Linked DNA regions of Mus musculus: region 2 is linked to region 1. The links are chromatin loops, found by intact Hi-C in ENCODE. Cell type or tissue: heart. All regions are shown on one strand.

Region 1 (8,000 bases):
AGGAGACTGTTGCCCTCATTTCTATCCCCGAGAAAGGGCCTTTTCTCAGAGTGCATATGGGCCACTTCCTTTCGACCTGCTTGCTGCTTTGTCCAAACTGCCACTTATGAAGAATCACTTGACTTACAGTCTCAGGTTCAAAAGACCACAGAATATAATCAGTCGATCCAGGAAGAACTGAAATAAAGAACTCCAACTCCACTCCCACAGAGATAGTGCTATCCTTGATAATTTCTACAGAATAAAGGGGGAAAAAACCCCACCCCAAACCTTGTATTTCTCCAGATAGAATTTTAAGCACATCAGATTGGAGAATAATTCATTCCTAAACTTTTTTGGGGGGGTGGTGGTGGTGGCAGAAGATACATACATACATTCATGCACTCTAACATGGTCTAATTCATGCACTCTTGACACTCTTTAGGCCTTTAAGAGTCTCAAAGAACTAGCTTGCCATCAGTTCCAGGTTTTCCTAGCCAGAAAGGAGGGGTGTAAAGATGCAAGAGCGGGAGAGGGAGGGAGAGAGTGAGGGAGGGAGAGAAAGAGAATGATACTGGCTTTCTCTAGAGCCGGTTTAGGATCCGCAGCAGTGACCAGGCCAGTGCCCACTGCCAGTAGCTTCTTAGAGCTGGTGCAGCTACCCCACCAGGCCGGATGCTGGTAGCTCCTCCAAGTTTCTGAACCTTGCCCTCGCTCTAGAACTGCTGCTTGCATCTGAGTGGATCCTTCCGCTGAAACTGAAGGGGTGGTGGGCAGCTGGCGAGAGCTTTTCTGTATCTTTGCGTTTGATGTATTGTGGTGGTGCCCGGGAGTTTAAAATCCTCTAGTCATCTTGAAGGAGAACTTAGTTCGGACAAGTTGGAACCTGCGTTACCTGAATCAGTGCTTAAGTGCCTCAGTGGCTGGGTATTTTGTATAATCGATCTCTCTTCATCCCTTCTTAACGGTGCACAGCACAGGCCTCATTCTCATTCTCTCTCTCTCTCTCTCTCTCTCTCTCTCTCTCTCTCTCTCTCTCTCTCTCTCTCTCTCTCTCCTCACTCATCTCCTTTATTTGTCAACTCTGTAGGACCTTGTCCTCCTCTCAGTACACCCAATGCCACATGACAGCCTTTCTTTAAAAGCAAGCTGCTTGTTGGTGTCTCTGCATACTTCTTTTATTATTATTGAATTCTCTCTCTCTCTCTCTCTCTCTCTCTCTCTCTCTCTCTCTCTCTCTCCATAATGACACCAGGATCATTATATAATCCCATAACAAAGAGGCTTTTGAGGCACCCGCTTTTGTCAACTCTAGGACAGAGAATTCTTAATTGCATTATTCGGCTTCCCCCCCATCTTTCCCCTCTCCATCACTGAAATGCCCACTTTGATACCTTGGCTTGTATTATTTACCCAAACGTTCGCCTGGAGGACCAGCCTTGCAAAGTTGCCTTTAAAAAAGTTATTTTGTTTCGTAATTAAGTCTCGGAGCCCACCGCGATGATTATTCTGGACCCATAAGGCAGAGAACCTGCATGACGTTTTTCTCGAAGTTTAATTACCGTATGCTAATTTCCTTGCCTACTACGTGATTAATTAAAATCATATTTTCATAATCATTTGGCACTAGTATTGTTTTAGAATTATCATGATCTCCTAAATAGTGTCTGTAAATAAAGTCGCCTCTAATGGCAGGCGCGGGAGGCGAGGCTGAGGACCTCTCGGTGTTTGTATCGCGGCGATTGGCAACATAACGGCCTTATTTACATTAAATACGCCACAAGGTTACAGCGCGGATCAACGTCATTTGATCGCTGATGACTCCCTTAAACGCCCGGGCTGTGACTGATTCTCCACGTCCCGCTGTCCACCGAGATTCACCCGGGAGTTTTTTTTTTCACCCCAGAAAAGAAACAGACTTTAAATAGTTTGAGGAGCAGGTAAGAATTACGCGTTTTCCTCTCCCCCTTTCCGCGTCTCTCTCTCTCCTCTCTCTCCGTGGCAATCGCTCTCTGCCTCTCGGCTGGATAAAAAATTCTTTAGTTAAAGGCAGGAATGCAAAGTAGTGACAAGCGAAGGGGCTGATGTATGTCTCCGTAACGAGTCTGACAATCAGAATGTAGCTCTTGGAGAATAGATAGATTTTAATAAGTGTGTTTACATGAGCTCAAGGTCAGAAGCAAGCTGCGCTGTGTTAAATGGTTTCTTAGTTGCTAGACAGAGAGAAAAAATGGACGACCACACACCATTCTTTGTAGATTATTATATCAAGGGTTCAGTCTCCGGCTCATCAAAGCTAAATGCTGAAAGACCTATCTAGTTGCTGTGAATTACGCCAGGGCGACAATGGAGAGCGTTTTTAATGGTACAATGCATTTCACCTACCAGATAGGGGGAGGCCGAGCAGGGGATGGGATGTCTGCTGGGGTTGGATGATGAGTATCAATGAACGGGGCGATTCTGAAATGAGCTTGATGAAAAGCGAGCCTGCCCTGCTCGGGCTGGGCTGAGAGCACTTGGCCGGGCTCTGGCGAGTGGGCGACTGAGGCGCGCGAGCTGGGCGCCCGTCCCCCCTCAGCCCCGGAAAATGATCAAGTCAATCATGTGGACATGTTTCATTATTCATTGAACACAATCTTTTACAACGCTCGGTTTACGTGCCCGAGTTTGCTCCCGACGCCCGCGTTTAATGTTTTAAGGTAAGGCAAACAAAGGTGGTGGGGAGGCTGGGGTTGGGGGTGGGGGCGGCGGAGTGGAGGGGCGCGCGGGTGCCAGGTGGTGGTGGTGGCGGCCCTGATCTCTGGGAGGTGGCAAAGTGAGTTTGGACACTTGGCGTGGTTCTCTCCCCCCTTCGCCTCCCCCTCCCCCCCACCAGGCGAGGCCTGTAACCCGGTTGCTTCTCACCCCATCGCGATTAAAAAATATGGTCTAATTAAATATCCGTGGTTGTGACGTTGGCGAGAGAAGCTGTCAGCGGGGGTTAAGAGGAAAAGGGGGGGGGTATGTGGAAGAAAAAAAAAAACAGGAGGAGAAAAACCGAGTAGAGGCGGCCACCCGGCATCGAATGGCGCTGGAGAACTTCGGCGGAGAGCGGGACCCGCGCCCTGGCCGCCGCCTTCCCACCGCAGCCCCAGTCCCGGGACCGTTACTTTGAAAGGGAGTCCCCAGGGTCGAGCGCTCAGCGCGCCAGTGGGATCCGGCGTCCACCCAGCCCGGCCCGCGCCTCCTGCCTGCGCTCCCGGCCTCAGCTCGCGGCCGGGGAAACTTTCCGCAGGGTCGGGGGCCGGGGGAGCCGAGAGAGAGGGGAGGCTGCGCGGCGGAAACTTCTCCAGCGACTTTACCCGTTTGCTCCAGTGCCGGGGCTGGCGGGGGGGGGGGGGTGAGGCGGTCCCCGGCTACCTTCGCCTCCCCCCTCCACCCCCGTCGCGCCATCGTACGTGGTGCGATCTGCACTCCACCTCGGAATCAGGGGGTAATTGGCAATTATTTTTTTAAAAAATCAAAGTTAGCTGATGCTTACGGGGTGCCTAACTTACGGGTGTAGAGGGCGGCCAAGACCTGCCATTTTGTGTTTGCATCGGCTTCCTGCGTCCTAAGAGCCCCGCAAGGCCCGGCCGAGGTGCCTGGGGGGCGATCCCAGGACCTCGAGACCTTAGAGGCGCCAGAATACACGTGCGTCGCCCTCAGCACCTGCCCCAGTCCGGCCCAGGTCCCGGGGGCCCGCGGGGGCCTGAGACACAGAAATAAATAAATAAGTAACAGGTTATGGAGGGAAATGAGCCGGCTAGTCCCGAGCTGGAAACGTGAGGCCAATCAGAGTGAAGGAGTGCGGCCGAGTGTGTGTGTGGAGGGGGGCGGGGGTGGGGTAACATCGAGGAGAGGGGGCCACTGGGGGGTGGTCCTGGGAAGAGCAAGATTTTTTTTTCCTGCGGGCGGGGGGGCGGGGGCTCATCCTCAGCCCAACCCAAGGCTGGAGCGAGAATGAACGTCGCTAATAAGCCTTTCTGTTTGCTTCAAGGCATTTTTATTTTAAATTTGAAGATGAATTAAGGAAAACAGTCGTAGGCGGGACTTGAGATGTATTTTAGGCAAAAATATAATAATATAAAAATAAAAATAAAAAGAGGGTTTTCTTTGAGAAGTAGAAGTGTCCAGATCTCGATGCTCCCATCTGTTGCAATTTTGCAAACAATTACAATATAGATTATCTCCACATACATGAAGGTATGAGAAGTGAGGGAAGGTGGAAATTAGCGCTGTGGAAGTTAGAGAGAGAAAAGGAGAGAGAGAGAGAGAGAGAGAGAGAGAGAGAGAGAGAGAGAGAGAGAGAGAGACCAACTCTTCGGAGAAAATTCCCCGCAAGGTTTCTCTAGGGACAGGTGGAAAGTTAAGTGGCCCCCATTTTTCACTCCCGGTTTGTGAGTCCTTCCTGTTTGTCCGCCTCTTGGTGAGCGCACACTCAAGTCCCCGAGTTCTTTCCTGGAAGGATGCAAGCCTGGAAGGCTGGGGTCGGTGCGGGCAGAAGCCAGGGGCTGGGGCCTGGGAGGAGCAGGGCGGGGTCCCGGCCTGGCGCGCGGGTGGCAGCGGTGGCCGGGTTTTGTTTGCAGGATATTGTTTTGTCTAACGGGTGCCTCGCAGGAGACGTGATTCGTCAGCCGCCTTAGTTTTCACTTGAGCGGAAAATAACGGCGGCTACGTGCGGTCCCTGCCTGCGGGGCTCGAGCGCGCTGTGCGTGTGCATCCTCTGAGGTGCGCGCGGGTGGGCGGCCCGGGGCACCGGCTTTAGGACTAGCGGGCTAGCAGGGTGAGTGCGCGCCGAGCTGGCCTTGGGTTCCTCCTGCGCTTCTCTGGGCAGTCGCCGCCGCCGCTCTGCAGTTTAGCAGAAATCCGACAGGGGCCGCGTTTGCTGAGCGCATCCGGCCGGCTGCAGCCGGAGCGGGGCCGTGGGGCCAGGCCTCTCGGTGTAGACGTTGGGAGGGGGCCGGTGGGTAGTGGTGGGGGCAGTAGACTGGGAGGGGCGCGGGAAATGATCTTGGCCGGAGCGAGCACAGCTCCCCTGTCCCTGCTGTCCCCTCGTGTCCACCGCGAGTTGGGCATCCCCGCGCGCCGGGGCCTTGGCTTTTCCCCCACGGTCCCTAGGTCTCCAGGCAGGGCTTAGGTGAACTTGGGGTGGGGTGTGCTTGCTCATATGTGTGCGTGCGTGTGTACGTGTGTGTAGAAAGGGAGCTTAGCGTGGAGACCCTGGTTTTCTTTCTCAGTTTTTAACAACTGGATTTTGACTTTGAGACCAGCTTCGCTCACTGCTTGGGCTGGGAGGGGGGCGATCTTTCCCCATCACTCACATCTTTGTTCATTGTTCACTGAGTGCAAAGCAGGCGACTTAAAGAGAGGAAAAAGGAGGGAGAGAAAGAGAGAGGCAGAAGAGGGGGAAGAAGAGAGAAAGAAGAGGGGCGTGGGGGGCACATCAGTGTCCCCTCCTGGGTCGTGTTGGAGGGTGAAATAGTAAACCCACGCACGGAGGGTCGCCAGGAAAGTGGACATTACCGCTTTAATTAACTTCGAGATGCTCCGGCGGCGGGACCTGGCGTAGCCGTGACGCGCCCCCATAAATCTGCCGGGCCGGGGCTGCTCCAAGAACTCATACAGTAGCAGCGTCAGATTCAACGCGCGCCTCCCCCGGCCGGAGTCCATTTGCATAATTGGATTTTTTTTTTTGCCTCCTTCCTCCCTGAAACTTATTTGAAAACCCAAGTGAAAACCGCGACGACCTGCACACTCAAAAGCAAGTGCCAAGTAAGTGCCCTGCGGTGCCCTCCGCGCGCCCCGAGGTGAGGGCGCAGTGCTGGGGGCGAGTGCCCGGCCGGCTCGGGGAGAGTGTGCAGCGGGCGGGAGAATTGCATCTGCTGGGCTGGATGTTCGAGGAACTTTTTGTTTTGTTTTGTTTTTTTGCTGTTTTTTTTTTTTTTTTTAAACACAACTCCCAACCCTGTCTCTCCACTTTTCCGGCGAGGTGAGGTGACTGGGCCACGCGCATAGTTGAGGCGAGCCTGAAGAGGAGATCTTGGGGACACAGTTGAGAGTTGAGCATAGGGGTTCTTTGGGAGGGTGACGGGTCTCTGTCGCCGCCGCCACCGCCACCGTCGCTGCCGCGGCTTGGAGAGCTGAGCTGCGAGTGAGCGGGGTTGGTTGCCTGTCGCGCCGCGCCGCTGATGCAGTTTGTCGCCAAATGCCTCCCCCATTATTCTAAGGTTTGTGTCTCAGGGTGTGCGTGCGCTCGCGTGTGCGCCCCTGTGTTTTGCTGGGCTTTAAAAGGAAGAAAAGCAACCAAAACAAGAGTAGGAAGGCTTCCTTTCCAGTCTGCCTTCCCCTTCAGCGTCCTCTGTTTCTATTGCTTGAAAAAAATGGAGTGAGAGCTGTTTTGCCTAAGAGAGGGTCACCACCAACAGATTGACAATTCGGTTGGAAATGCTATCAATTCTACAGCAGAGATGTAGCTGCGGGCATGGCATGCCGGCTCCACCCTGGTCAGGGAAATGGCTTCACAATTTCAAATTGTTGAAAAAAATGCATACTATGTTATTATTAGTAGTATTATTTGCAGTGAGCAGGATGGAGGGGGAAAGTAGATTGCGTTGGAGAAGACTCCAGCTGTCTTTCCCATTTCTGGGCCTGCCTGGGAACTTGGCTGTGGGCAAGGCCCACCACCCTGCATGGCAGGGGCCTGAGACTCAGCTTCCAGCTCTGGGAGTTGCGGGGGGGGGGCACCTCCCCCCATAGCCCTTTGGCCTCTACTCTAAGAGAGCCTAGGGCTTTGGCTGAAGGCTGCTTTAGCTATGATGTCATCCTGATAGCGGTGCAAATGTCTCTTGATCTCACCATTACCCGCCTGGCTGAGTTGTTGGTAATGATAGCACTCTGCCCAGCTCCCCGACAATCAGGACACGGCGCCCTAGGAATTAGCATCCCCCACCCCAACCTGACCAACAAAGAGTCAGCTTCTGAAAGCATGGCCACTGAGCCCAGGTTTTGCATTGGAGGGCCTAACATAGACACTTAATGTGGTTGTCAGACTCCTGGACTGAGGGTCCCCCGATTTCCCAAAGTTTGGAAAACTTTTGGAAGGCTTTGATGTACAGAGCATCGTTAATCTGAGGAAACTGGACTCTTGAGAGTGAACGGGTAGCAATGCTCCCATGTGGAGGATGTGGAGGACCTCAGGTCTTGTTATAGCCATTGTATGGGAAAAGGAACTATGGTGCTCAGCTCATTAGCTGTGACTTTATGTTAGAGATAGCTGCGAGTAAACCGGCTTTAGTGTTGATTTTTAAATAGTGTACGATGATTTAAGATTTCTTTTGATTTACTGTTCAAATGAAATTTGCATAAATGTGATGAAAATGAACTTAACATCTGGGCACATGAAAAAAGGTTAGTGCCTCATATGTCATCTGCAGGGAAAGTCTTTAAAAAAACGCTTTCACCCTAAACTGGGCTGGGGAAACAGTTCCTGGAGACATAAATGGTAATTATGTAAAACCTGGAGAAAAACCGCTTTCAATACATTTGCATTCTCTTGGACCAGTGCTCTGAAAACCCATTGTGTTCTATGCCTGGAGTGTTTAACTTCTGAGCAGGCTTCAGATCCTTACAACTCAGCAATTTAACTGCTGGTCAGAGCTGTCTTCACGGAAGGCTCAGGGCAGGCATGGAGCAAACTGTCATGGTGGGTTGGTCCAAGCCAGAGGCCAATAGCCTTCATTATGGGAAAAGATAGGAACTGGTCAAGACATGTGGCCCTACTGGTTGGATCTGCCCATGGGGAGCTGAAGGCAGTGCTTGGGTATGCAATGTCTGCCGAGCCTCCAAAAGCTGACCCATCAGGTTGTCTCTTCTGCCTCAGGTAAGCCAGGAAATTTCATCAGCTCAGACCCATAAAATCCGCAAGCCTTCTTCGTGAGCTCCAAACTCCATCTTACTTTTAGAGCAAGATGAGCTTGTCTCTGACATCAGGAAATCAGTTA
Region 2 (8,000 bases), 150 kb after region 1:
TTGGTATCTCTTAGAATTTGTCTTCCTGGCCGTAAAAGTATATAATTAATAGGAGAATTTTCTTCCAGATGTGGCTATACTATAATAGAGCCTTATAAACGCTACAGAAAGAAAAATTGCTGGGAAGGAAGGCGTCCTCAATGAGAGCACACCTGGGCCTGACAAAGATTGCATTTAGGGACTGCTGTGCCTATCACAACGCAGAGAGCGACCAAGTCCAGGGAGCAGCTGGAGAGAAAGCCCCGCAAATCTGCATGCAAATAGCAGCATATTGTTAACTTAATCAGATGCCTAGGAAAGGATGCGCCAGAACGCCTAGGATGATCTACACACACTCAGAGGCAGAGCTGAGCTGCCATGGGCAGCAGTGGGGCGCTGGGGCTGCCCACTCTGAGCAAGGTGGACCCCTCCCAGCCCCAGCTGTCACCCCCACCCTGCAAGGCCTTCAACTCCTGTAACACACAGTGACCCCCCTCTGCTCTTTGGAAAGACAGACACCATCTACTATATAGTTAGATTAGATGGAAGCCTCATTATTATTATTTTTAATTATGGCATAGGTATGGGAGTAATTTCTCGCCCAAGTATGCAACTCCAATTAAGTAATATTTCTGCTTAAATATCCGGGTACATGAGGATATAAAATACAAGCCTGGAAGTATATAAAGAAATAATTTTTTTATTATTATTAAAAAAGGGGGGAAGCATCTGCCTACTGATTGAAATGCTCGGCATAAATAATACCTTAAGAAATGTAAAACACCTGTTATATTTACATTTTATATATTTTTACGAATAGTAATGAAAATAGATATATTTTATATTTCCTCCATCTTTGAGTCTAGCACCATAAAAAAATAAAAAGTAATGCTATTTAATCACCCACAGCTTAATAGTGCCTTAGTTGTTTACTGCCACTGTACTAATTGTTCTGTACTAATGTGTTTTTCTGTGATATCCAGTAGTGCTAAGAGAACGGAGATCTATAACCAATTAAATATAGTGTTTTGTATGTTAAAAATATATCTGGGGAGGCTAGAAAAGGAACAGAAGCCGCCCTTAAGCAAGGCGCGTTGGCACCGTGTCGGCGCCCAGCAGAAGGTGCCCGCACTGCCTCTTTTGCGCAAAGACAAAGGGGGTAATTTTTTTGGCAAGAAAACAAACCCCAAGAAAACACAACAAACTGAGTGTTTCCTTTTTTTTTTTTTTTTTTTTCCTTTCCTTTTGGCCCCCCTCCTACAACTCCTCAGGCTGTTTCTGGCCTCTCTCCGCAGCAGGGAGAGGTGGGTTGTGGAGCCAGGCAAGGGTAGCAGCCCCGCTACCCTGAGCCCCCTGCAGGTCCTGCGGGGGAGGAAGACTGGCCCCGGGCCCAGCGGGGTTCTGCGGCCATAAGCCTGAAGAGCGTAGCATTCACACGCAGGCGGCCCTGGGCACAGGGTTAATTGAGGATCATTGTTGGTTCTAACAGGAGCGGGGTGTCGTGGGTTGAGGTGGGGGTGGGGGGTGGGCGGCGGTGAGAGGGGGTGAGGGGAAACTTGTAGGCGCGGCCCTTGCAGAGAGAGAGAGAGCAAGGTGATGATGGGGAAACCAGACATAACAGCATTCATGCAATTACCAAAGACTCTGGGAGTGACCAGAAAAACGCCGCTTGGGTCCGGGATGTGTGTGAAGGCCAGCTCACGGGTCACACTCACTCACACAAACACGCGCGCACGCGCGGACACACACACACACACACACACACACACACACACACACACACAGACACGAACAGACATACAGACGCACGCGCGCGCGCACACACACACAGACGCACACACACACACACACACTCACTCACGCGTACGTTCACTGGCACGACGCCCGGTGGCTCCCGGTGGCGCTCGGTGGCAAGGCGGCCTCGCGATCTCACGCTGCCCTCATCCGCCGCCCGCCCCGCCGCCTGCCAGCCGGCCCCAGCCCGCGCCCGGGCCCCGCCGAGCGGCCGCACTTCACCTTACGGAGGGGGAGATAATGAGATCAATTAGAGGCGCCGTCACCGCGCCGAGACAGCTGCTGGTGCATAGTAATCACCGCGGGGCTCCCAGCTACCTGCGCACAGCACCGCTGCACCGCGGGTCCCTCCCTGTTCCACACTGCTTGGCCTTGGTGCCCTCCTGTCACCTTCTTCTGGAACTTGCTCTTTAGATAGCCTGGGATGTTCAAGAGCAAAGCCAGCCGTTGTGACAGAGTGCACATGCTTGTAGTGTGACAGTGTGTGGACTTGAATTTGCACACCGGTGTGGATGCCAGGGAGAATAGAATGAGCATCTGTCACTGTGCCTGCTGGTGTGTGCTCCTGAGTGCTGGCATCCTGTGCACTTGGTGGCCTAGAGAGTTGTAGGTGTGTGTGTGTGTGTGTGTATGTGTGTGTGTGTGTGTGTGCAGTTGAGGTTAATGGTGTGCACAGGACGCCCCTATATATATGTTTTATGAGGTTTGTTCTTGTAGGTAGCCTGGGAGGTCTAGACCTGTATGTATGTCGTGAGTGACACATGAATGGAAGTATGTGTATGGGTCCATGCACATGCCAGGTGGGCATCATACCCTTTTCCTTCCCCATGCTCTATGGTGCTCAATTGAAGGCCAATTGTTTGCTAAGTGAGAACCAAGTGCCATGTGCCTGTGACTCACAACTTGAACACTCTTGATATCCCTCACCCCCAAACCTACCTATTTGTCTACTATGGCAGTGGTTCTTGGCCACCATGCAGATCTCTGCTGTGTCTCTTCAGGTCTGAGGGCTCATCTTTGTGGCTTCTGTTTGATTCTACACTTCAAAAAGGCCCGATTTCAGAAGCAGTGGGGATCTCCCATCTGAGTACCGTGTGCCCTTCACCCATCACTGGCCAGTAGAGGTAGAGTCTCTGAAGGGCCAGAACATCAGGTTCTGCCTCAGATACTCATTAGCACCTTCATGGTGTTCAGGTTGGCCTTTGAGAGTGCTTTTTGTTCTTGACAGTGGTTGAGCAGGACCAGTGCTAAGAAAACAAAATTGGTCAGGGTCAAGAGGTAGGCAGACTTACAGCAACAGTCCTCCTGACCTATGGAGTATTTGTGGAGAGCCCCTACCCAGTGGATACACCCCTAAGCTGAATAAAAGCAACTTTCTATTTAAGTGCCTTTACTATGATGTTTAATTCCAAAATTAGGCCCAACCAGAGCCTGAAGATGGCTGGATAGCTTGTCAGGGGGTGAATCTGCTAGCCTGGACAGGACACAGCAGCATGAAGCGAATAAGAGGTGATTTAAAACTTACAAATTGTCTGCTCCTGGAATTTCCCATTCAATATTTTCGGGCCACTTTTGACTATGTCTGACAGAAATCTTAGAAAGCACACCTGCTATAATATAAACTGTGGAGGCAGCTAACTCCAGGCAAGTCAGGTGCTCCTTCCTCAGAAGGCCCCCAGGGACCACTAGACCCACCAAACGCCCCTCGGCAGTCACTCTAGGGTTGTCCAGCTGAATTTCCTCGTGGCACCCCCTGCGGATTTCATCCACTCATCTGACTTCTGCTACCTCCCTCATGGTGCATGTGCCTCATGAGGCCAGGACCTTGCTATTATGTCACTTACCACCCAGCTCATTATACACGGTGATCCCTCTGTGAATGGCCAGCATATCTTGAGGCATCTACTACTCAGGTGCCCGAGGGACTCATAATCCAGTCACAGAGGGGATACTGAGGGCATGGCCACACATAGAGGCATGGCATGGACATGCCAATCTTGAGGTAGGGACCCAGGAAAGGGATAGAGGATCTCTGGAATACTGTGACCAAGAGATGTGTCCCAATACTGGGCACAGACATGAAGAAGAACACATCACTGAGGTAGAAGAGCCCAGGCAGGGAGGGGCAGCAGGCTTTCCTACCAGGCATAGGGTCCTTGAAATCAGCCTTCAGTCTCAGTAGCTTCAGATGTGACAGGGTCCTGCATGTTTTCTACTTGAGCTCTATTTACAGGCCAGGACCCATATATGGATTGTTTTGGTGTTCAAGTGCTACCCCCTTTCTGACTGTATCCTTTGTAGGCCCCAAGTCTAACTTCAGCCCCTTTGTGGACCATGAGATGTCTTTCAGCTCATGACTTGAGAGGCTCAGAGGCCAGCACTGATACTGCTAAAAGCATATAGAACCCAGCCTCATCTTAGCTTTGGGACTTTGACATATTCTGTGTCTAATGACATGGTTGTGTGGCTTATTGGGGTGGCTTGGTTGTGTCCCAACTGCTAGCAAGATCTCAGTAAGCTTTTGAAGTTCCCCATAGATCTACTTATCCCTCCTGAGGTCTCTGCTTGAGTCTTCATCTCTCTGACTCATTCTTTACACCAGCCTGAATAGGTCCACACTCAGGGACCATCAGAGAGGGAGGTGAGGAGTTTGGGAGTGGTGACAAGACCCTATGAAAAGAAGCCATGTAATGTCTGTTACTGGTTGTCCATACCATCTTGGGTCTCTCATGGGGGACAGATGTTCCACCAGGAAGTTGGTGATTTCAAGTTCCCCCAGCCTCCTGAGGGCCTATTGTGAGCCAACCACATTCTGTTGTTGCTGCTAGGGATACAGATTTTGGTCCTTGTCCCACCTGTCTCAGTGACTTTGGCAGTCTGGGTTTCTCAGAGCCTTGAGCGTTATATCAGTTAGGGTTCTCTAAAGGAACAGAACTGATAGAATGAGAATATCTATATCTAATCTATAACCGATCTACATATGTACATATATATACTATACATATACATACACATACACATACACATACACATACACATACACATACACATACACATACACATACACATACACATACACATACACATACAGATACACATACACACTCACACACTCACACACACACACACACACACACATACACATACACATATACATATACATGGAATATGTATATATGGCTAATTTTATGTCAACTTGACACAAGCTAGAGTCATCTGGGAGGAGGAAACTTCAGCTGACAAAATGCCTCCACAATATCAGGCTGCAAGCAAGCCTGTAGGGCATTTTCTTAATTAGTGATTAATGGGGGAAGGCCAGTCCATTGTGAATGTGGCCACTCCTACATTGGTGGTTCAGGGTTCTATAAGAAAGCAGGCTGAGTAAGCTAGAGGGAGAAAGCCAGTAAGCAACATCCCTCCATGGCCTCCACATCAACTCCTGTTGGTCTTGACTTCCTTCGATGATGAAGTGTGATGTGAAAGTATAAGCAAAATAAGTTGCTTCTGGTTATGGTATCTCATCACATCAGTTGAAATCCTAACACACACACACACACACACACACACACACACACACACACACACACACACACACACAAATTTATTAGGCTGGCTTCTGGCTGAGATTCATATACTCTGACAGTGGCTAGTCGCATGGAAAGGGCCAGAATCCAATAGTTGTTCAGTCCACAGGAATGGGTGGGTGATCTCAGCTCCTGGAGAGCTGCTGATCTTTGGTCTTAATTGGAATCCCAAAGAAGTAGGTTCTAATACCAGCAATAAATAGAGCGTCTCCATAACAAGATAAACTACCAATGAGAATGAGGGCAAGCAGGCTTCAACTAGGAGTGGTCCAGGTTTAGGATGAATCTTCCCACCTCAAATGATCTGATTAAGATTATCCCTAGGTATGTAGGTGTGCCCAGCATCTTGAATTTTAGGTGATTCCACATATAGGTAAATTGATAGCTAAGATCAGAGTCAAGGTTTGAAGAGTGGGAAAGAGGTATGGCTCTAGCTCAGGTTATAGAAGCAGCTAGGGTTAAGATGTAAGCAGTTACCTGACATCCTGTGAATATAGCTAGAGAGAGGAAACCATCTACATATCCCAAGCATGGAGTTCATGGATTCTTCTGAACAGAACTCACGTGACAATACTGAGGAAGAATATGGAGACAATGTCTTTTCCTCCTTTGTGTGGATGGGGCTCTCCACATTTGAGACTCAGGAGAGAGCTGAAAGGGTTCAATGTGCAGATCTTTTGCTGTGTGGCATTTTCCAGTGAAACAGGGCTTGCCTCTGCACTGACTGCAGCCCAGGACCCACACCTGGTCTCTTCCTTGAGCCCTCTAGGGCACACCCTCAGTATGCAGAGCACTATCTGCCGAGTCTTACTAGGGGATGAGGAAGGAAGTTGGAGAGGGGTCACACCACAGCTGGGAGGTCTGTGTGTGAGAAAGGGAGGCAGAGGTTCATGACTTAGGACTAGAGAAGGCAGGCCAGGTTTGGGGACAGGGAGGGGATGGTTGTTAAGCTAACTCATCAGGTAGAAGAGATGGAGGCTGGTGGGGTGAATGAAGAAGAGAGAGGTACCTGGGGTGAGGAACAATGGTTGGAACTGAATAGTTTGCTTCAAGCCAGGTACCATGCTCTGAGCCTTGCCTCATCTTACCCTCCAGAATCCTCTAGGAAGATGCTGCTGTTCTGTGGATGAATCATCTCTACCCTACTAAGGAATGGCCCATGGCATAGAGCTGGTCAATGAGACATTGAGAGCACAGGACAACATTCTCAAAGACTTAGTTATTCCTCATTTCCCCTACACAGATCCTCTCCATCAGGATGACCCTCAAAAGAAGAAGCAATCTCCCATACAGCCCTAGGTATGAGGGCATTCTTCAGGGGAAAGCCTTTTTCTAAAAATAGAAATTTCTTTTCTGCCAGCAGTCAGCCTTTTGTCTGTCTTTGTGGGGCCCAATTAGTCGACCGTGCCCCTAATTAGCCAGCCTGAGGCAGTACTTGTCGCCTGCATAGCAATTCACACGTGGAGCTAAGCGTTGCTGTGGCATGGTGTCATTCCTGGAAATGGGCCACCCCACCAAGTCACCTCACAATGTTGGGAACATTGGGGCCATCAACCACCAGGAACATGGCGGCCATGAAGCCACCACAGTCCGAGTTTTAAAAGGATTAAAAGGGGGTGGGCCTTTGAAGAATAGAAAGTGTGAATTCATTTATCACTCTATACCTCAACCGATGGAAGCAAAGGCTGGGGAAGAATTTGTTTGACACTCTATGAGAAAATTATGCTGTGGCCTTAGATGTGAGCTCCCTCAGACCGATAGGTGCCTTGCACTCTTAGAGTTTCAGCATTGATGTCCTCTCTTACCTTGAAAGGGTTATTTTATGAGGGCACAGAAGTTTCTAGATGTTCACCATTTTCTAGAAGACACACACCTGGCTGCTTCTTACTAGGGTCCAGCCCTGTGTCTGCTCAGTTGTCTCCAAATGATGGCTCTGCAAAATCATTTTCCTAAAGCAAGTTCGTCTCTGGACAAAATCAATGTTCTTTTTTTTTTTAATCACCTATGTGTCAGGCATTGTGCTGAGGCCTTGGTGACAGGCAGAGTCCTGTTGGTCCTGGTTTAAAGTCTGTGCAGGGAGAGCTATGTAGACGTAAGGATAATTCTCATGGGCGACACACTCTGACCGGGACGATGGCATTGGTTCACTTGGTGTGACCTTGAGTGACCTCTCCCCAAGGAAGTGATGCTTTAGCTGTAATTTACATAGAGATGTGTAGACAGACCTCCAGAGCGAGGGGATCCTCCAGAAGTGCGGATCAGGCGTTTGGAATTAGACTGGGAGCACCAGGGTCCAAGGAAAAAAAACCTGTGAAGGCATTCTTCAGGCCGGGTGGGCTCAAGGGACAGGATTCCAGGTCACAGGGAAAACTTGGCAAAATAGAAACTCTCCACTTTGTTCATAGCCTTCCTTTAATAGGTAGAAGACAAAGCAAGGAAGGGCAGTGGGAAGGGCCTGTGGGGGCAAACAAACCGACCTGACACATACAGACAGTTCTCTTCATCTCTTCAGCCCCCTCTGCCCCAACCAAATATCTTCTATGTATCCAAGCACGGCTGGATAAATTCCCACAAACCCAGCAAATATTTCCTCACTTAATTTCTTTTGTCTGAAGAGGGCAGCCAGGGAGAGCAGCAACTTTC

Evidence for each region. A loop is a pair of places that touch in the nucleus more often than their neighbours do. Peaks named below come from ENCODE experiments on the same cell type or tissue, not always from the same donor. Only the 100,000 strongest peaks of a DNase experiment are listed, where the experiment ranks them.
Region 2: a loop joins it to region 1, with 5 times the contacts of the local background. A loop is called at or near these places in 8 of 42 quality-filtered maps.

Annotation. Positions count from the first base shown.
Region 1 is chr7:37,767,368-37,775,367 of GRCm38, reverse strand. Zfp536 (zinc finger protein 536) reads left to right here and starts at 5,616. Exons shown (of 6, transcript NM_172385.2): 1 at 5,616-5,772. In heart, a CTCF peak has its summit at 4,842; no DNase peak of the experiment used is centred here; H3K4me3 peaks cover 5,776 bases; H3K27ac peaks cover 2,957 bases; H3K27me3 peaks cover 5,191 bases.
Region 2 is chr7:37,618,257-37,626,256 of GRCm38, reverse strand. All of the region lies in intron 3 of Zfp536 (zinc finger protein 536), which reads left to right. Among named protein-coding and RNA genes, the nearest start is that of 4930505M18Rik, 48 kb to the left of the region's middle. In heart, no CTCF peak of the experiment used is centred here; no DNase peak of the experiment used is centred here; H3K4me3 peaks cover 1,328 bases; H3K27ac peaks cover 736 bases; H3K27me3 peaks cover 4,677 bases.